Linked DNA regions of Mus musculus: region 2 is linked to region 1. A link is a loop called in an ENCODE intact Hi-C map of the cell type or tissue named here. Cell type or tissue: gastrocnemius. All regions are shown on one strand. Each heading gives the region's core, and the rest is flanking DNA. Links, peaks and the distances in the headings are about the cores only. Region 1 has its middle 5.9 kb from the start of Gm38492. Region 2 has its middle 15 kb from the start of 6430628N08Rik.

Region 1 (2,909 bases), core at 301-2,800:
TTGGCAGCCTTGAAGGACCTTTTGTGGGGACCACTCTCTTCAGCCTGGCCTCTCTAGCTCTCTCAGGGGCCCTTCCTCACCCTCTCTTTCTTTCCTCCTTGCTGGGTTGCTGAGAAAAGTCTTGCTCTTATCCCTCTCAGTCTAGCTCTCCTCGGAAGCAGCAGCGCCCTACCTCCCACCGACCCCTGCAAGCTGGCACCCTAGAGGAATGGGCATGAAGGGGAAGAGCTGTGTGAGGCCCACTGTACCAGAGGGCAGAGTGGCAACTGACACCACCTCCAGACTGCAGCTCCCAGGCCACACGCAGTGACCTCAGTTCTTGGAGGAGGGAAAAGGAACCAAGGAACCAACTGCTCCCTGAGGCCTTCCCCCTCCCTTTCTACTCAGTCTGGCTCTGCTCACCCACATTCTTTCATTCTCTCTCAATCTCTCTGTTCCTTCCTCTCCCTCCTTCCCTGCCTCTCTCTCTCCCTTAGTCATTTGCAGAGCGGAGATGGCCTAGCCCATCTGGGAGCGAGAGCGCTGCCCGGTGACGGAGGCGCAGGTAATAGCCGTGTGGAGGAGAGACGTGGAAATTTATGACATTGAAAATGACTGAGGGAGACTGTATGTGTGTGAGTGTGGGAGAGCAAGAGGGGGGAGGGGTGGGAAGGGAGGAGGGAGGGCATGTGCACATTGCCGCCTTACGTATGCTCAAGACCTGACTTTCTTCAAGGGAGGACAGCCTTGTTGGGGTTTAATGCCTGGCCATGCACAAAGTCAGACAGACACACAGGTGGTGGAACGGTGTGGGAAGGAGAAAGGAGAGGGGGAAGCAGCAACTGCTAGCACAGCTAACAACTGCAGGAGAGCCACCGGTTGGCAATGGCCTGCTTGTCCCTGCCGGTCCCCCGCCCACTTCAGGAGTTCTGGTCTGAGGAGGGACAATCCCCACGGGGTAGAAAAGCATGGGGCCTGGAGTCTGAACTAGAGCTTTTCTAAGGGGTGAGGCCAAGAAAGGGTCAGACACCACAGTGGGTTGGGGACAAAGTAGAAACTGAACCCAGGACTCCTTTCTCCCAGAATGGGTTCTGTGCCCACTAGGTATCATTGTGAGGAAGACAGTACAAATGGATCATGACAGTTAAAGGTATAGCCAAAATGACTTCCTTACATCCTCTTGTCAGGAGAGAATCTGTTTCTTGGGATACTAAGACCCCTAATTCCCTCTACCCCAGCCATCTCCAGACCACTCAAGATACTGTTACTAGGCATAGAAATAATTAGGCACCCTTCAGTGATCCTCTAAGGAGCACTGGGGAGCACCCGAGGCCCAGAACACTATACATTCTTTTCTCCTCCTCAACTCGGCCACTGCTTGGCTCACATACTGTTGATTCTCTTCCCTGCCACAGGAAGGTTTTTAAACCAAGATTCACTTAACAGGTAGTACCCAACTAGAAAGAAAAGGAGGTGACTCCTAATTCTACAGTGCCCTTTTCATTTCACTGGCCCTCCACCGAGTCTCGTCCCTCACCCCCCTTCCCACCTTCGTCCCTTCCAAGGCTTGTGAGGAGGCTGTCTACAGACTGGAAACACCAGAGTTAGGGACAGAAAGCCTTCCCCAAAGCACAGCTCTTCTAGGTGATCCGAGGCTCCTTGCTGAATGTCTCTGAGGGTGGTTTCCTTACTCTCTCCTAGAAACTGGGATTATAAATGCCTAGCCTTCAGGCCGTGAGGAGGGTCACATGGCATCCTTATATAAAGTGACCGGCACAGAGGAGGCTCAACAAATGACAGCTGGCATCGGATCCCTCCGATCACACTGTGTCTCCGCTTACAGCTAGGAGTAAGGCTGAGAGCTGTGGATGAGGCAAACAGGCAAAGCAGCGACAGCTTGTGAGGATGCTGTATGCTTAGAAGGAGGCAAAGCCAGAGCCATAGTAGAAGACTCAAGTTAACCCTAAAAGGGACTTCCCATCCTTAGATCCTAGAGAAAGCCACCTTTCAAGGTCACCTTCATCTCTCCTCAAGCCTGGTCCAGCCTGTCCTCATCCTAAAGGCAGTTCAGAAATAGCAGCAGCTGCCCTGCCTGATGAGCAGTGGGGGAGGTGAAGAGTTCACTGGGCTCAGGGGTTGTGGGCCGCAGGCCTCCCACCCAGCCCCAGTGCCCTGGCCTGGCCCATTGTGGCCGCATAAAAGGTGACGGATGGTTAATAGGGGAGATAACGGGATTCATAAGGGAAATTTATCGGTCACTCTGGTGGTATAAATATGTTTATAGCGGACCAAGGGGAAATGAAGAAGCCCCAATAAATCACCATGAAGCCACCAGCAACTAATAGGCAAGCGGCCTCAGGAACCCCAGCGTTGGTGCGTGCAGACACCCCCTCTGGCTGCCTGGTAATGGCATGGTGGGGCTACAAACTCGACAGAGACTCGACAGGCCCACGCGATAGCAGGAACAGGACTCCAGGGGCCACCTCTGCTGGACCAGAACTACCTTGCTTTCCTGTGACACCACCCCCACTACACTCCTCACCGAAGGGAATCTAGACTCAGCTGACTGGAAAGACTTAGTGGGCTTGTGGGTATATGGACTAGGGCCAGGAGACTCGGGGACATGGGCTAAAGTCTCTGTTGTCAGGCCAGTTTCAAAACTGGATGCTATCACTTGGTAATCCCAGCCTCTTTAGGAATGTCACCATTTGCAAATTGACTTGACGTAGAAATTTCCAGTTACTTTTAAGAGCCACAACCCATTGCTGGGTGCTTGGCACCTTGAAAGCCTGAGTGGCAGCTATTCTTGCTCCTGGGCAGGGCTGCCCTTGATGAGAAAGTGTGACAACTAGAGGATGTCCCCACACCTGTGCTCAATAAGAAACCTGAAGCTCTGAATTTAGAGGCCTGGTCACAGGCACACCCTAGAA
Region 2 (2,909 bases), core at 211-2,710, 71 kb before region 1:
ACCCTCATTTGGGAAGCTCCCTTTGGCTGGTCACTTCAAACAAGCGAGAAAAGAGTGAGGCTTGCCCAAATTAGCCTCAGGTTGGCAGGGGCTATAGTACATGAGCAGAAGTCCCCCAGGTCTGTTTCTGGGGTCTGATGTGTGCTAGGGATTACAGGCCCACAAAGGGACACTTCCCAGGGACAACTGATAGATTTACTTTCTGTCCTTCTCAGGGACTAGCATGGGAGCTCTGCCCTTGCAGGGCCACACCAGCCTCTGCCAGGCACACAGGACTTTGGGTTTACCTAGGGAGGTACTAAGGGTGAGGGTTGGGGCTGAGCCAGGCAAGAGCTGGGGCGGGGGAGGGGGCAGCTTGAGTCAAAAAACGCTGACGCTGAAGACAATGCGCTCTCCAAGGCTGAGGCAACTCATTTGGTCCCGGCCACGCTTTATTAAATTCTCATAAACCTGTCAGGGGGGACAGGCTCGCTTCAGTTTACCTCATTAGCCCGACACAATGACAGTGGGGGTGTGGGGAGGGGTGGCAAGGGGAGGCCAGTGCTCAGTGCTGAGAACCGAGCCAGCCGGGACGATAATTGAATTAAGTGGCTTTTGTTAATGGTTTTTAAGACTCCGAAGTGTAAATAACATTTAGGGGCTTTCTTTTAATGGGACTGGGGTTTTAGAGACCCAGGGAGCTTAAAGGAGGCCAAGTCTGGTCCCTGCCCTTCTCCCCCAAGCCAGGGGAGTGGCCCCTGGATATGTTGAAGTTAGCCTGGGAAAGGTGCAAGGGCATTCAGAGCCAAAGGTGAGACCACTTCCTGGTGGGCCTTTGAATGGAGACACAAAGAGGAGGTTATCAGCAAAGGAGACCATAAATGCAGGGGGCTGGATATGATGGCCTACTTAGTCCTGGAATGTCACTATTAGAAGAACTGGCCAGGGGTATCTCTGGGATGGTACTGACACATGGCCTGTGAGTGTTCATTGGCCTCAAGGGTCAATGGTCACTCCCAGTGAGACTCATTGGGAGTAGAGGATTCTGGCTTTATTGCCTGAGAGGTAGTGAGTTCCCCAGTGCAGGGGGTATGGGAAGACTGTGTGGCCTTGGGTTTCCAGCCTTTGAGTTAAGCAAGGGAGGAAACTGGACTTTAGACTTCTTGGAGGAGTGTGGACTGAACTGAGCTATAAGAGGCGCCGCACCTGCAGAGCCACTGAGGCAGAGCCATGGGTAAAGGGGTTTGCCACGAAGCCTGACACCCCTAGTTTGATCCCCAAAGTCTACATGATGGAAAGACTCTCACAAACTGTCCTTTAGCCTCCACGTGTGCACTGTGGCATGCATGCACGCACACCCACCCACATACACACTAAATAAATTAAAATGTAATAAAAGGAGGACCCCACATATGGGGTCGCCATTTTGCTGGCAGTAAAAGCAGTCAGAGGAAGTAGGGTGCCAGAGAACAGGGACGTGGACAGAAATTGTTCTAGAATCTATTCCCTGGTCTTCTTAGGCCTTCCCTACTCAGGAAGCTTCACACACACAGAGATACAGGGCCAGATCTAAGAGTTGGATAGGCTGAGAGCAAAGAAGGACTCTGGGCTAGGTCCCCAGGGACAGGAGGCAAGGTGGGGCAGAACTGGCCCTGAGCCAGCCTACAAAGGGTTAAGGCGCTAATCGCCCTGCATGCGACAAAGGGAAGTGGGTTTTCTGATCCAGAAAGGATCAGTCCATGGGATGCCCCATCAGGCCCTTCAGCGTGAAATTACACCCCAGCGGGGGGTGCTCCCCTCCCCCTACATACACTGCCCGAATGGGCCTGGCACAGGATTAAGGCCTGGAGTCATCAGCTTAATAGATCCTGCCTCCCTTCTTCATTCTTTCTGTCCCTGAAGCTTCCATCCTGCCTGCAGGCCTGGACCAGCCTCTCTCCCCACGGTCTGTTTACCTGGCTGTAGATCTGTCTGTTCATCTCTAACTGTGGGTTCGGTCATTCTGCTGGTCTCTTGAGCTAAACCCTGAACCCACGCACTGTTTTAATATCTTTATCGTCTGTGTTCCCTTTGAAACAAGGTCTCAGTACTTAGCCCAGGCTGAATTCATACTCAGTCTTCACGCCTCCATCTCCTGAGTCCGTATAACCTTCAACCCGCAACCCGAACGTATCTATTTGATTGCTCATCTGCTTGCTGTCGGAATCCTCTTCAGTACAAAAGCATATTAGTACCAGGGACTCCATCCTGCTTACCACTGACTTACCCGTGCATCTGGCCTGTGGAAGAATGATGGCCACTAACTATTAGCTCACTCCCATTACCTTGCAGGCCGATGTGTCATCTCTAAACACTAAAAAGTGATGGTTAGGACTGAAAAGAGAAAGCTAAAGCCTATGCTAGGATAATGCTATGTTCTCAGAAAGAAATGGGGACTGTAATGTGACCTCTGTCCTACTGAAACAGGTTAGAGAAGGGACAGACAGACTCATTTGTCCTCAAGTGCCATCCTTTGAGACTCCTTTGACCTGCTTTATCAAGTCACTACTGGAACTTTGCTACATATGCACCTCTAAGCCCCATTTATATCCACGTTTATACCCGGCTTGGGCAGAGATCTAGATAGAACAGTGAAGGAATTTGGGGGTGATCATTGTACAGAAGAAAAAAAGATTCAGCAAGACACTTGGAGACTAAGCCTGTCTGAGGCATGTGGAGATGGCTCTATCCAACCTGCAGCCAAGAACCAGAGGCCCAGAAAGAATCAGGACCTGCCCAAGGCCATATTGCAAAGTCAGGACAAGGCCAGACAGGAGCCAAGTTCACCAGGGACCTGGACATTGATTGTCCCTCACATGGATATTCCGATTTAGTTCAACAAGTTTGGTATTGGCTGGACACTAACTCTGAACCAGGACCTGTCCCAAGCC

The links. Peaks named below come from ENCODE experiments on the same cell type or tissue, not always from the same donor. Only the 100,000 strongest peaks of a DNase experiment are listed, where the experiment ranks them.
Region 2: it touches region 1 in a loop (5-fold over the local background); 33 of 42 quality-filtered maps call a loop at or near these places.

Annotation. Positions count from the first base shown.
Region 1 is chr4:115,975,409-115,978,317 of GRCm38, forward strand. No RefSeq gene overlaps it. Among named protein-coding and RNA genes, the nearest start is that of Gm38492, 5.9 kb to the left of the region's middle. In gastrocnemius, for the core only: no CTCF peak of the experiment used is centred there; no DNase peak of the experiment used is centred there.
Region 2 is chr4:115,904,157-115,907,065 of GRCm38, forward strand. No RefSeq gene overlaps it. Among named protein-coding and RNA genes, the nearest start is that of 6430628N08Rik, 15 kb to the left of the region's middle. In gastrocnemius, for the core only: no CTCF peak of the experiment used is centred there; DNase peaks (open chromatin) are centred at 237 and 1,745.